2 separate regions of the Homo sapiens genome follow, and region 1 is linked to region 2. The links are chromatin loops, found by intact Hi-C in ENCODE. Cell type or tissue: IMR-90. All regions are shown on one strand. Links, peaks and the distances in the headings refer to the core of each region. The heading gives the core; the rest is flanking DNA.

Region 1 (8,176 bases), core at 2,180-7,179, 380 kb before region 2:
AGATTGTTATGTCTTCTTGGATAATTGACACCTTTACATTATGCAATGCCCCTCTTTAACCCTGATAACTTTCCTTGCTCTGCAGTTCTGTCTAAAATTAACAGAGGTACTCCTGCTTTCTTTTGATTAGTGTTTGCATGGTATACCTTTCCCCATCCATTTACTTTCAGTCTATATTTGTCTTTATATTTAAGGCAGTTTCTTGTAGACAACATATATTTTGGTCTTGTTTTTTGATCCACACTGACAATATCCATCTTTTAATATGTACATTTAGAGCAATGACATTCAAAGTGATTACTGATATAATTAGATTAATATCTACTATATCTGTTACTGTTTCTATTTATTGCTCTTGTTCTTTGTTCCTATTTTTGTCTTCCATTCTTTTTCTGCATCTTCAAGTTTTAATTGAGTATGTCATATGATCCTTTTTCTCTCCTTTTTTTAGTATATGAGTTTTACTACTTAAAAAAAAATATTTTTGGCCAGGTGCGGTGGCTCACACCTGTAATCCCAGCACTTTAAGATGCCGAGGTGGACAGATCTCCTGAGATTGGGAGTTTGAGACCAGCCTGACCAACATGGAGAAACCCTGTCTCTACTAAAAATACAAAATTAGCCGGGCATGGTGGCACATGCCTGTAATCCCAGCTACTCAAGAGACTGAGGCAGGAGAATTGCTTGAACCCGGGAGGCAGAGGGTGTGGTGAGCCAAGATCATGCCATTGCACTCCAGCCTGGGCAACAAGAATGAAACTCCATCTGAAAAAAAAAAAGAAAAAAATATATATGTATATATATATACATATATATATATATTTGTATTGGTTCCCCTAGATTTTGCAATATAAATTTACAACTAATCGAAGTCTACTTTCAAAGAACACTATACTATGAGCATATGAGTATTATACCTGATAATAGTGGTACTCACATTCTCACAGGTAGTGCAAGTACCTAATAATAACAAAATAATTCTAATTCCTTTCTGTCTTTTTTCGTATTATTGTTGTTACTTGCTTTGCTTATATGTAAGCATATTAAAGCATATGTTGCACATAAGGGTTGTAGGAGTCATGGGAGAGCTTTCCCCTTAGCCCACTGAAAAATATACTCACAAAAGGCAGATAAATTGGAGAAAAGGCATATAAATTTATTTAACATGTATGCATGGGGAGAATGACAGAATGATTGCTTACCCCTCAACAAGATGAAAGAAGCATATATATCACCCTGGCAAAACAAGGGGGAGAACTGTCTGTTGAGGGACAATATTGTCTGTTGATGGAAAATAAAGGAATACTAGAGAGAATGAATGGATCCAGGAACAGATATTAACTTGTAAAGGGTCTATTCAGATGTGGCTACATTTTTGGTATTACAGGGAGGGGAAGAGGAAACAATTTTTTTGAGGTGGGTCTGGATCTCAGGCAGATAAAGGTTTTGGGAGAGACAGTACTAGGGAGAAGGTTAGAGAGACCTTGAGGCTTCTTCAGTTTAAGCATGTCAATGTGCCATATTTAGGAGTATCAGCTTCTGAGCCCCAGCAACATATATAAATGAATACATTGTTGCTATTGTTGTTTTGAACAAATTGTTATCTGTTAGACAATTGAGTAAGAAAAAAGAGGAATTTTAATTTTACCTTCATTTATGTTTTTTTCTCCAACGCTCTTCTTTTCTTTACATAGGTTCAAGTTTCTGACCTATGTTATTTTCCTTCTCTCTGAAAGACTTCTTTTAGCATTTCTTGCAAGGCAAGTCTACTGGCGACAAATTTCCTCAATTTTTTGTTTGAGAAAGTTTTTATTTCTCTTCCACTTTTGAAGGATATTTTTACAGGGTACAGAATTCTAGTTTGGTGTTCTATTTCTCTCAACACTGTAAACATGTCACTCCACTCTTTTCTTGCATGAGTACTAAGGGAGAAGTCAGATATAATTTTTTGTTCTTTGCTAGGAAAGATATATATATTTTTCTTCTGGATTCTTTCAAGGTTTTTTTTCTTTATCTTTGATTTTCTGTAGTTTAAAAATAATATTCCTAGGTGTATATTTTTTGCGGGGGTGGAGGTCATTTACTCTGCTTGGTGTTCTCTCAACTTCCTGGATCTGTGTTTTGATGTCTGACATTAATTTGGCAGAAATTCCCAGTCATTATTACTTCAGATATTTCTTGGGTCTCTTTCTCTATTTATTCTCCCTCTGATATTCCCATTACACATATGTTATGCCTTTTTTAGTTGTCCCACCATTCTTGTATAGTCCATTGCTTTTCCCCTGTATTTAAAAAGATTTATTTTCTTTTCAGTTTTAAGATTTCTATCGATTTATCCTCAAGCTCAGGATTCTCAACAATCACTAGTTTACTAATAAGCCCACCAAAAGCACTCTTCATTTCCTTTACAGTATTTTTTACTTCTAACATTTTTGTACATTATTAGAATTTCTATCTCTCTGCATACATTGCCCATCTTTTCTTGCATGCTGTGTACTTTATCCATTAGAGCTCTTAGCATACTAATAATAGTTGTTTCAAATTCTCCATTTGATAATTTCCACCATATCTGAGTTCCGATGCTTTTTCTGTTTCTTCATGCTGTGGTTTTTGCCTTTTAGTATGTCCCGTAATTTTTTTCTTCATAGCAGGACCTGGTATACTGGGTAAAAGTAACTGCTGTGAGCATGTCTTTAGTAATGTGGCAGTGAGGTGTTTGCGAGTTGGTGGACTGGAAGCATTCTATGGCTCTATGATTATGTCTCTGTCTTTCAGAGAGCATGTGCCTTTGGACTATGAAGTTCACATGTGCCTCTCAGTTACCCCTTCCCCCTTAGGTGGGACAGGATGGCTAAAATGAGCTGGAGTTGGCTATTTCCCTATGCCCAGGTCAGTCAGGCTCTGATAAAACCCCAGGAGGTTAGACTCCGGTTAAAAAGTTTCTCTTGAGGGTATACCTTGTTAGGAATAGCAGAATGCTGATGTTAAATGATGAGTTAATGGGTGCAGCACACCAACATGGCACACGTATACATATGTAACAAACCTGCACGTTGTGCACATGTACCCTAAAACTTAAAGTATATATTAAAAAAAGAATAGCAGAATGTTCTGGTATATTTCAAAATGGTTTCTTTCCCTTCCTCTGGCTAGAAGCATGAGGGAACTTTTCTCCAATATTCACTGTGAGAACCAAGTGAAGCTCCTGGAGGTAAAAAGTCACAAAAATGTGGGGCCTCCATCTCATTGGATCTCCTGGAGCTTTTTAACTCTCAGACTTGTCCATGCAGTGCCTTTAGCAATTTGTCAGTAACAGTTCAGATATTCCTACCCTGGGATCATTTCCCATGAAGGTTTCATCTTGTGGGTTTCTGTTCTGGCAAGTTGTGATTCGCTGAATTAAGTCTGTTGGTTTCTCCAGTTGAAGGGAAGCAGTTTGTTCTGTGACCTCAGTTGTCTTGTGGATCTAAGAAGAGTTGTTTTTCAGTTTATTCATCTTTTTGCTTGTTGAAAGAATGGAGTGGTGACATTCAAGCTTCTTACAAGCCTGACCAGAAGCTGGAAGTGAATTTATTTTCAAAATTTAGTCATCTTGCTGAAGTTTTCATTCTAATGTTTGGCATTTCAAATAATACTCTCTTAGTTTCTATAAATGTGGAGAGATAGTAGCCTATGACTCAGAGGTCTGTGAGAATTTGGAAGGAAAAAGCCAGTAAAGTTTTTTTTGGAATGGATTAACTTTGTCCACAGAAGTAGTGGCAGCTCTCTTAGCAGGCTAATTTTGTGATGTGATTCTGGGAGTTATTTCTAAGATGCAGGGCTGTAATGATTCTGCTTCTTGCATCATGGAAGAAGAGATCAAAAAGGCATTAGGATGTTGACTGTAGTGATTTATCCCGATTATCAGTATGATATAGGACTGCTGCTTCTTAATGTGGATTGCTAGGGATGTGCCTAAAACCCAGAAGATCTGTAGAGTTACTAGTGTGTGCTGCCATGTCCAGTTATAAAAGCAAATGAGCAATTATTAGGCAGGATTACCAAAAATTAATAGCCCTCAGAAAAAAAAGTTTGCATCACCTCATAAGTAAGGAATACTGGCTGACTACAGTTCCTCAGGTTTTAGAATGGCTTTCTATAATTAGATTTTTAAAAATATCATGTGAGAGGGTATTCATATTAATAAATGGATCTAGTACATTAAATATTAATTATATTACATGACTTATTTGGTTTTGCTTTTTTGACCTTATTTCATTTTATAATCAATAACCTTATTTCATTTTCTTGTTCCTATTGTATTTTCCTTTCTTTTTCTCCTTTCCAAACGTCTATTTGCTTCATTAAGTGTTCTTTATTTTCCCTATATCTTTACTAAGTTTTGAAATTGCTAATTCCATTTCTTTTTTAAAGTGGTTGCCTAGAACATTTTAGTGTATGTAGTTGACTTTACATATTTTTATGGTTTTACCTAATAGGACAAGGACTTTAGCATGCACTTAGTTTTTCCAGGCTTCACATTTTGTGGTATTTTTGTATAGTATTTTAGTTCCAAAATGTTAAAAGAAGTATCAGTTTTCTTGGGTTTTAATTTTAAAATCCAGTTTGTGATTCTTTTTTTTTTTTTTGAGACAGTCTTGCTCTGTGCCCAGACTGGAGTGCAGTGGCGTGATCTCAGTTCACTGCAACCTCCGCCTCCCAGGTTCAAGCAATTCTCCTGCCTTAGCCTCCTGAGTAGCTGGGATTACGGGTGTGTGCCACCGTACCCTGCTAATTTTTTGTATTTTTAGTAGAGACAGGGTTTACCATGTTGGCCAGGCTGGTCTCAAACTTCTGACCTCAGGTGATCCACCCACCTTGTCCTCCCAAAGTGCTGAGATTACACGCCTGAGCCACGGCACCCAGCCCAGTTTGTGATTCTTTACATTCCTCTTCTCTCTGTCATGGTGATCATAGAACTATATGTTGAGATGAATTCTGCATCAGCCTGGATTCCTATAAGATTATTATGAGCAGTTTCCCTTACTGACTCATACTGAAAGGATAATGTTGGTAAGAGACAAATTTTTATTTGGTTACCTCTTGAGATTTGGGGGCTGTTTATTATTGCGTATAACCTTGTCTATCCATCTGATACTGAAATTAATTACAGAGAGTGTGCTGTTACTGAATCAAAAACTTAAATAAGGCGACATTGTCATAGTAGTTATTGGGTGGCAAAGAAACTGTTATTGGAGGCTGGAAAGACAGTAATCTATATTTTGATGATGTGGAACATTTGACAAAACTGTACTTTGGTAATTGTAGCTCTAGGAAAAGAGGGAGAAAAATGTAGTGTTGGTTCTTTGTGTTGATTGATATTGGCTGCTTTTTCAAGAAATGAGATGTGTTAAAAAATGAATCAGCTAATATATGAGCAGAAGTGAAGGGGGATTGAGAGTCCGTAAATTCATGGATTGTTTTTGAATTTTATATAAATGAAATTATACAATGTGTATTTTGTGTCTGGCTTCCTTTGTTCAGCATTATGTTTGAGATTCATTCATCTTGTTCTGTGTAACTGCATTTATTTAGTTTTACTAAAATATATTATTTAATTATATGAATATATCTCAATGTTTTATCCACTCTACTGTCAATGGATATTTATGTTGTTTTTTAGTTTTGACTACTGTAAATAATGTCATTGAGAACCTTTTTGTACATGTCCCATCTATGGGACAGTTATCTAGGAATAGAATTACTGGGTCATAGAATGTGTGCATTGTCAATGCCAATCTATTTTCCAAAATGTTTGTATCAGTTCATACTTCCATTGGCATTGTATGTAAGTTCTTCTTACTTCACATCTTTGTCAACATTTACTCTTATCAGCCTTTTAAATATTTTTCCATTTAGTGGATGTGTGATGGCTTAGTTTGAATTTTCTTGATTAATAATAAAGTTGAATACCTCTTCCCATGTTTATTGGCCTTGAATTATGTCTGCTGTGAAGTACCTGCTCAAGACTTTTGTTTTCTAGAGTCTTCTTGCATTCCTTGGCTTGTGGTCTCACATTATTTTGGCCTCTGCTTCTGTCATCGTATCTCTGAAACTGACCTTCCTGTGTCCCTCTTATAAAGCCCCTTGTAATAACAACATTGGCCCACCTGGATAATTCAGGATAATCTACCCATCTCAAGATGTTTAACTTAATTACATTGGTGAAGTTTCTTTTGCTATAGAAGGTAGAATAGTCACAGATTCTGGGGATATGAACATCTTTGGGGGGCACTATTCAGCTATATCCTTTGTGGCTTATTCACCTTGCTATGTGCTCAAGAAAGCTAGACTCCTGCCAATAATAGTGAATAAAATTAAAAGTCCATTGTCAATAATTAAAATTTTTTTTTCTGTATTATTGTTAAAACTAACATTTGCTTAAATTGTAGTGCCAAAATATTTTTAATATCTCTCTGAACAATGATGAGTGAGTGATCTTAATTTCTGGACCATCTAGGTCAATAATATTTAAATGGTAATAGAAATTTTAGTCTGTTTGGAATAATGTGTACTTTTATAGGCTTCTGTTCATTGTTCAAAATGTTCTTGGTGTGGTGCCATTATAATAGTCATTATAATTATTTCCTGGGACCTTTAGTACTTTTGTGTCTAAATGTAAAAGAAAGTGATTGACTGCAAATAAATGAGGCTCCACAGTATTATCAATCAATTTTGTCCTTTCATTCGAGCTTCAAAACACTACTGCATTTCACATGCTTCCTAATGGCAAAAAAGAGAACTCTCACCTTTTTGGATTAGGAGTATGTCTTAATTCATTCGGGCTGCTGTAATAAAATACCTTAGATTTGGTAAAAAAAAAATGGAAATTTACTTCTCACAGTTCTTAAGGGTGTAAAGTCCAAGATGAAGATGCCAGCAGATTTGGTGTCTGGTGAAGGCTTGCTCTTTGCTTCAAAATGGCACCTCGTTGCTATGTCTTGACATGGCAGAAGGGAGGAACAGTCTCCCTCAAGCCTTTTTATTAGGGTACTAATGGGAACTCATGAATGTGGAACTTTCAGGATCTGATCACTTCCTAAAGGCCTCAGCTCTTAATACCATCCCTTTAGGGGTTAGATTTTAACATATGAATTTTGAAGGAACACAAACATTCAGACCATAGTAGGGGACAGTGATATTATACAGAACTATTTATAATTTATATTACTAACTTATGACCTTTCGCTTAGATATTTGAATATAATTGAAGCTCTAGGAGGATAAACTGCACGTAAATTATCTTTTTGTACCACTTGACATGCCACTGAGCCCCTCATGGTCCTTTTACTTGAGATTTGAAGAGGAGACCTGGAAAAAGCATGGGATTTGAATTCAGAAGACCTGAATGCTACTAAATACCAGCTGTATAATCTTGGGCAAGCCATTTAACCTCATCTGTTAAGTGGGAATGTAGTAACACTTACTTCACAGAGTTCTAGACAATGGATATGAAGAAGCTACTCTGTAACTGCAGTGGCTCTAGGTTTTGTTTACTCAATTTTGTTCCTGAGATTGGAGTCTGATTATGAAGAACCTTTCTAGATTCAATAGATGGATTGGCTTAACATAAAAGGGGAGTTTATTGGCTCATATGGCATCACTAAAAATTCCAGAAGAGCATATGCTTCAGGAACAGTTTGATCAAGGAGCTGACATGTTATCAGCAGCTGTCTATCTTCTGCATAGCGTTTTCATTCTACCTTCATATGGTGTCAGTATGACTTTCAGCAACTTTAGACCTGTAGTCACCTATGTTTACTCCAAAGAAAAAGAGAGTATCTCTTTCAGGTAGTTTCTGTACAAACCCTAGGATTTACTCTAAATTGGACCAATTTGGATGACATATCCATGCCTGTCTTTGACATGTCCTGACCTGATCATGAGGCTAAAGGGACTGCCCCAACTTGAATCACATGATTCATCCCCAGAGCCTGGGTGAGACCCTTGAACCACAAGTAACAGAAGTGGCAAAGGATTTGGGATATTATAAGCTAAAGAAGTGGGCTGGGCTCTGGATGATACATACTGTCCATTCTAGGGTCACTTATGTTTTTGAGAAGATGTCATTTTATCCTTAGTTTCCCCTACTCAATAGAGATAGCTTTTATGGAAGAAACTTTGTCCTTTTGTTTTA
Region 2 (8,176 bases), core at 1,291-6,290:
AAAGATTATTATTATTATTATTTTTACCAGAAAACAAAGGTAGATGCGAGTCTGACAATCACAAGGGGGTAAAGGCTGTTGATTAAAAACAAACTCTGGATAGATTTAAAACTTGTGTAAGATATGAAATAAGAATTCTAACTTGCTGAAGAACCATGTAGGAGAGTCCATATTTTCCTTGCTATCGTACAAAAAGGAGAGCTACCTCTCATTTCCTTTCTTTTTCAAATATCAAGGAACATATAGAGTTAACATAAATCTACTCTGACAAATTTCTCTAAGGTTTGAAATGAAGCAGAAAGGAAAAACATTTGTGCTTTATTGTTTTTCATGACACACTTTATGTGATGTTGAACATGTCTATGCAGCACATCTACTGATAACCACTGGTGAAAAGCAGCCAATATTGGAAGCAAGTGTTACGAATCTAGAGATAACTAGAACAATTAAATACATATTAGGAAACATGGACATTGCCAAAATGATTCTTCTGATTTTATCAAGAATAACTAAAGCCTTTCAATGTTACACTATGCAATCCCTAGCCAAAGGAATGTGCGTTCTTACTACTCCATGCATATGTCAAATGTTCAGAAAACTTTGGATAAAAGAAATCTGAATATCAGAGGGAAACAATGAGCTGAAATGGTAACCACAATCAGCTTCCTTGAATAAACAAGCTGCACACCATCCTAAAGTGTAATTCCAATCCATTTTGCTACAAGATGCTCCCTCTGTAATGTCATATCCATGTTCTTTTCCCACTGGTGAGGTAGAGAGATTTTGTCAGAATTCTCCTTGTTGTTCTATTGGGAAGGCTTTAGGGGAACTGGACTGAACTAGAGAGGATTCTGAGTATCCTGAGTTATGCTTAAACTCACTATGGGATATTAAAATATTCTACAACTTGCTGCTTAGTTTATTAAGAAAGCACACAGTGAAACCACAAATGCTGAAATATGATCGAGAGGCCATTTCAATATGAAAATCTTGGGATTAAGTTATAGAAAATGAAGGGGCAATTCAAAAGAAGAGCTGGAGAGGAGATAGCATAAAAGTTAAATTATATTCTGACCCTGGTCCTTTGTGGAAGGAAGAGTTTAGTCTATCATTTACATTTCTCTGAATGGAATCATTCTGACTTTATGAAGTCATCTTTTGCTTTATATTATAGCTTTCTATTACTCTTATGTTGTGCAAATGGCAGGTGGTCAGTAACTGCTTATTGATTAGGACGGATAAACTATCAATATTATTAAATTAGCTGTTAGGACATTCCTGGTTAAATGGATATATAAAAGTCTTCAACTCTAGACCAGTTAGACATTATAATATAGATTACACTGCTACTAATGCCACACTTTTCATCTTTAGACTGATGTAACTACTTACAGACCTTTTTGTAATGAAGCTGATATCTGCTCAAATCCAATAGGGTTTGACTGGAGGTGAAGGATGAGGTACTCAGAGAAAGAGATATAGACTTGTGTAATAAGTATCAAGGGTAAAAAAATATATATTTTTAAATACAGTCCGGAATGATAACTGATAGACCTGATTGTGAATACAAGGAGTGAAGGAAGAATCAAAATTTCCTGCCATGTTGCCTGCTTTCTTAATATTGCCTGGAACGAATTAAAATTTTATTGATTATTTTCAAGAACAATTTTAACCTAGTCGTTCTTTGCAACCAGTTTTATGCACTAGTATTAATGGCTTCCATTCATCGTGGCTCTTGCAGTTGTCTAAATTGACAAATAATTACATGAAATGAGTAGTGAAGATGGAAATGCAGTCATATTTCAAAAGATTACTTCTCCCTTCTGACAGGTGAGATTAATTTATGCTTTTTTGTGGAAAGCATGATATATGCTCATACAATTAAAAGAGAGGTCTTAAATCTTTCTTTTCACACTTCAAATAATAGAGACCATAAGTCTATCCATCCTGAGCATTATTTCTGGAACTTGTGTAAGTCCCATGAAAATCAACAAATAGCAGCCCTCAGTATTTAAAGTTAGGATTAGTAATGACATCACGAAAGATCTTGACAATGCAAGCCAGGTGTGCATACAAACTACCTGCAAATTTAGATGTTGGGGAATATCCCAAGAGAAGGAAAAAATTAGGGTAAACATAAAAAGATTATAGCACTGGAACTTAAAAAGCTAAGGCCAGGCCAGAAGTGTGATATTATATGCCTAATAGTGGGAGGAAGTCTCAGCAAGTTTTCGGTAGGATAAGGGAAGGAAACAGTTGTAAGAAAGATAATGGAAGAAAGAGTAGTCCAAGTTTTAGAGAAGATATTGAGAATCTTGCAAGGAACATAATTCTTCCCTTTCTGAGCACTCATCAAGGGTCAAATTTTCTCTCTCTCTTCCCTGCCCCCCACCGTCTCTCTTCACACAGGACCCTTATTCTTCTGCATCAGAAAAAGACAGTGACCCTGGGGTTGTCCATGTAATTTTCCTGGGAGATGGGAGGAAAATTGAAATGATGATAATTAAGTCTGACTTTCAGGGTTGCAAAATGTGACCCAGAAATATAAGTCATTCATGAAAACTAAATGGTTTACTATGTAACTGAAGAAAAATAATGTGACTGAAAGAGAGGATCATTTGTTTCTAGCTGTCGGGATGCTAATGTATTGTCAGTTTGCAAATTATCTAGTGGATCTTTGTAACAAGACTTGTAGCCTCTGGAGACTATGAACTCATTGTAATATCATGCTTACTGCCGCCAGCATGTAACTAACCTTAAACTTGCCCTATACTGTCTAAGATTGGACATAGACTGTGGATTCAACAAACCTGGATACTCAAGCCAAGTGCAGATTTTTTAAAAGTAAAAATTTCCTTGGTTTTGCATGATCCAGAGTAGCTATTTGTGCCAAATTATTTCTAAGCCCCTGCTTTTTAACATATAGGTTACAGGATCGTGAAAACATTTCTTGAGCATCACTTTGCTTTCTTTCTGGCCTATTTGCAATCTACATGTAGTTTGCAACTTACTTGTAAAACATAATAAGGTCTTGAAGTTAGTGCCCCACTTTCCTGGGGGTAGCACTTCCATGTCCAACTATCTTGTCTAGTGAGGTTCCCAGGCTTCCTGGACAGCTAGGTTAACAGCTCTATAAATTGAAGTTCTGGCAAAGACCCAGTGATCTTTGTTTCTTTTGAGCTAGGGAAAATGTTTTCTTAAAATGACTAGGTTAGGCTGAACTAAGCCTACAGGAGCAGGAATTCAAATTAAACAAAAGTTAGATTTCATGGTTTTTTTCCCTTTTTAAACTATGCATACAGCCCAAATAAAATTGAACATCAATGAACAACTTGAAGAGGCCAAAGAAGAAATATATAGGCTCAGATATTTGTGGCTGGACACATTGTATAGTCTACAAGAACTGTAGGCACTCTCACGCCATCCTTTTGACATAATACTTCAACGGATTTCCTCTGTATATTCCATAAATCTTCATCTTCTGGCCAACATTTCTAAAATAATGAAATCATATTCAGAGAAAGAGATGATTAACTGCAGTGCAAAGTAGACATGAGGTGATGTTTCTTTAATGTTAACTCATTTAGCAGCAAGACAAAAGGCTTTCTGAAATAAATGCGAGTAGTATGCCATCTTTCCGGTATAACTTTAAGCTCTCACATCATTTAAAAGCCTATCAAGTGTCAGGTCCACTCTCATATTAAATAGTCAATCCTTGTAACTATTTAATCCTAATTGAACTGGGTACTTTTGCAATTTTAAAACTGGGTGCTTATTAACAGTATCTTTATTAGCAGTATTTACTTGCATTTCTCTGGAGACATCTAGTGGAGAAAGTATAGTATACAATGTTTCTAGAAGCACAGATACCATATTTTGATTAAATTAATAATCAATATAAAACTTACATAAAAATCTTAGGCATTTTACCTGTGTTTCAAAATGCCAGTCAACTGAAGATTCATGATGCACTCTTACATAAAATATTCTACAGCCAATACATATTGGCCACAATAAGCGATGCCAAATCTGGATAAAAGTTGAAAAATCTAGTCCCGTTTTTTTGTGTATGTGGCCGAGACATAAATAGCTTCATTTTTTTTTAATCTGGGTTTCTGTGGTTTTTTTCTACACTGACATAAAAGAGTGACATGTGGTTAGAAATTATGACTGAATTTTTCTACTTCAAACAAATGATTGGAAATAATCACTTCTGCAGTCTGATTTCATTCTTTGGTTCCTTCTCACATTTATACACCCCTTACTTCTGACCCCCTGATACTGTTGACATGGCTTGCATCTTCTCTCTCATTTGGTTCTGGATGATTTTGTTTGAGATGTAATTAAGACCCTACTCATCATCTGTCTCCTGCCCACAAATAACTTTTAATATTCTTCCAGATTAGACTGTAAGATGAAGGGATGGATAATTGCTGCAATTAAAAGAACTCTGTAGCCATCTATCTTTCATAGTGCTAAAATTTCAACATCCCATCTGGAGCATTTGGTCTGCTGAAAGAATGGACTAAATTATGGTAACTCCATAATTTGTAATCAACCATTTATCACTTTCCTTGGATCCTTTCCCTCTGAAATAGAAATACTCTCAGGTCCCATGCTTAGACCTGCATTTCTCCACTGATATATCCTCTCTGCTGATTTGTCTATGTCCGACACTGTCCTCAAAATCCCTTTGTCTATTTCCAGTGTTTTTAGTACAGGGTCTATATATGCTTCCTCTCTACGTCTGAAAAGCTTTTCAGATTTCTTCCTAGGAAAAGTGCCAACCAAAGTTGAGTTATTCCTCATTTTTCAATCATAATCTTCCAGCTATTCTCAGACACATTGAATATATTTTGATCTAAAATAACTTTTGTTGCTTCACTTCACCAGATAATGATATTATGTGATGAATTTCCAATTGCAGAAATCGAATAGTTACAAAATTTCTTCTTCTTGTTATCCCCATATTTCTTCTTCTTGTTCTCTCCATATATCATGAGGGTTTCTGCTTTCCTCTCTAAGAGGCATGCATCTGATGAAGGTTTTTATTCACTTCTGTTGTCCTATATGCAAAACAATCTTGGGATACTCTGTTAGTGCTGTGGGGAAAAATGGAAAAGACCTGCTCTTCTTTTTATGCTAACAAATGTGCAACACTCTTTATATCTTTATTATTGTTCCCAAGGACACATACTTGTAGAGAAAGTGGAATTAGATAAGTTAAAGTGGAATTATATGAGTTACAGGATTTCAGGCCATGTGGGACCTGAACAGGGGTTTGGATGTCATAGCTTCTCAGTACATAATGAACAACAAAAAGAGTGATATCATTAGAGAAAGTTAAAGGGTAGAGGTTGGGGTGGCGGGTGGAAAAGAAACTATTTCATTGGACACAGAAACTAATTCTTTGTTTCTTTTTCAGAAAAAAAGGTCTGTGGTAATGATGGAAGCTTTGGGCTTTAAATGGAAAAAGAATCTTTGATTTTTCCAGTCTGCTTTTAGGTTTCATAGGAACACATGCACCCAGAAGTGCATTTTTACCTTTAGCAAATTATTTTCACTTTAAGTAAAACAAACACAAGTATGCAGGCGTTAGGTGAATAAAAACAAGAGCAGCATATTCATTATAATGGCTTAAATGCATACTAGCACTGTTTGAAATTCATATACAAAGTACAGTGTGCGAAGGAAATCATTTGCTTGGATGTGAGTTGATAGTTCCGCTAAAATGAGAAACTGACTTCATATCCAAACAGTATAAAACCATAGAGGTGGTGAATTAATAATTCTTCAGCAAGATAGATTATTTGGGGAACCTCAATTTAGAAACAGATTTGTCAATTTTTCAGTTGCATTTAAACATCTATCAAGATGTGTTTTCACCATGTGGCAGATAATCTTTTATAGTTTTTTTTTCCTCTACCCTTACAAGATTATTACACAGGGGATAATTGAGATGAATAAATCATTTGCCCAAGTTGACCCACATTTTACACATGTCAGCTTTGACAAAGCAGAAAGGAAGGTAGGGAAACTCAGTTAATTTCCCTGGATGTTCCAGTTATCTATTGCTACCTGATACATCACTCCAAACTTAGTGCCATAAAGTAGCAACCAACTTGATACGCTTCAAGTATCAGTTGATCAAAGATTCAGATAGTGCCGAATGGGAATAACTTGCAAGTTAGCCATACCATTCCACGATGTCTGTGGCTTAAGCTGGGAAGACTGGAATAGCTGGGGTGATTTCAATAACTGCCAGTGGTCAATTAGGACCCCTTGCAGTGCAAGATCCACTGCCAAGATGGCTTATTCAGTCACGTGTCCCCAGATTGACAAGGATGTTTGAAAGGCTGAGCTCTACTGGGATTCTCAGCCAGAGCACCTACATGTGGCTTCTTCAACACAGTGGCCTCAGAGGAGTTAGACATATGACAGCTCAGTGATCCAGCAAACAAAGCAGAATATGCATGGTCTTTTATGAGCTGATGTCAGAGTACCCACGGCCATCATCTTCTGCCACATATGCTAATGGTTGAAGCCACCAAAAATGAACGCAAAAAGGTGAAGAGAGCATATAGACTCTCACTTGATGACAGGAGACTCAAAATATTTGTGTCCCATACACCCTCCCAAGACTAAACCAGGAAGAAGTCGAATCCCTGAATAGACCAATCATAAGTTCTGAAATTGAGGCAGTAATTAATAGCCTAACAATCAAATAAAGCCCAGGACCAGGCGGATTCACAGCCTAATTCTACCAGAGGTACAAAGAAGAGCTGGTACCATTCCTTCTGAAACTATTCCAAGCAATAGAAAAAGAGGGCCTCCTCCCTAACCATTTTATGAGACCAGCATCATCCTGATACCAAAACTTGGCAGAAACGCAACAAAAAAAGAAAATTTCAGGAGTATCCCTGATGATCGATGTGAAAATCCTCAATAAAATACCGGCAAACCGAATCCAGCAGCACATTAAAAAGCTTATCCATTATGACCAAGTTGGCTTCACCCCTTGGGTGTAAGGCTGGTTCAAAATATGCAAATCAATAAATGTAATCCATCACATAAACAGAACCAATGACAAAAACCACATGATTATCTCAATAGATGCAGAAGAGGCCTTCGATAAAATTCAACACCTCTTCATTCTAAAAACACTCAATAAACTAGGTATTGATGGGACATATCTCAAAATAATGAGAGCTGTTTATGACAAACCCACAGCCAATATCATATTGAATGGGCAAAAGTTGGAAGCATTCCCTTTGAAAACAGGCACAAGACAAGGATACCCTCTCTCTTCACTCCTATTCAACATAGTATTGGAAGTTGTGGCCAGGACAATGAGGCAAGAGAAAGAAATAAAGGTATTCAAATAGGAAGAGAGGAAGTCAAATTATCTCTATTTGCAGGTGACATGACTGTATATTTAGAAAACCCCATCGTCTCAGCCCAAAAACTCCTCAAGCTGATAAGCAACTTCAGCAAAGTCTCAGGATACAAAATCAATGTGAAAAAATCACAAGCATTTCTATACACCAATAATAGACAAACAGAGAGCCAAATCATGAACAAACTCCCATTCACAATTGCTACAAACAGAATAAAATACCCAGGAATACAACTTACAAGGAATGTGAAGGACCTCTTCAAGGAGAACTACGAAACACTGCTCAAGGAAATAAGAGAGGACACAAACAAATTGAAAAACATTCCATGCTCATGGATAGGAAGAATCAATATTGTGAATATGGCCATACCGCCCAAAGTAATTTCTAGATTCAATGCTATCTCCATCAAGCTACCATTGACTTTCTTCACAGAATTAGAAAGAAACTACCTTAAATTTCATATGGAACCAAAAAAGAGCCTGTATAGCCAAGACAATCCTAAGCAAAAAAGAACAAAGCTGGAAGCATCACGCTACCTGACTTCAAACTATACTACAAGGCTACAGTAACCAAAACAGCATAGCAATTGTACCAAAACAGACATATAGACCAATGGAACAGAACAGAGACCTCAGAAATAACAGCACACATTTACATCCACCTGATCTTTGACAAACCTGACAAAAACAAGCAATGGGGAAAGGATTCCCTATTTAATAAATGGTGTTGGGAAAAACTGGCTAGCCATATGCAGAAAACAGAAACTGGAACCTTCCTTA

Evidence for each region. Peaks named below come from ENCODE experiments on the same cell type or tissue, not always from the same donor. Only the 100,000 strongest peaks of a DNase experiment are listed, where the experiment ranks them.
Region 1: it touches region 2 in a loop (3-fold over the local background); 2 of 110 quality-filtered maps call a loop at or near these places.

Annotation. Positions count from the first base shown.
Region 1 is chr13:37,222,216-37,230,391 of GRCh38, forward strand. No RefSeq gene overlaps it. Among named protein-coding and RNA genes, the nearest start is that of CSNK1A1L, 120 kb to the left of the region's middle. In IMR-90, for the core only: no CTCF peak of the experiment used is centred there; DNase peaks (open chromatin) are centred at 3,566 and 5,016; H3K27ac peaks cover 175 bases.
Region 2 is chr13:37,599,157-37,607,332 of GRCh38, forward strand. No RefSeq gene overlaps it. Among named protein-coding and RNA genes, the nearest start is that of POSTN, 4.5 kb to the left of the region's middle. In IMR-90, for the core only: a CTCF peak has its summit at 3,829 (motif pointing left); no DNase peak of the experiment used is centred there.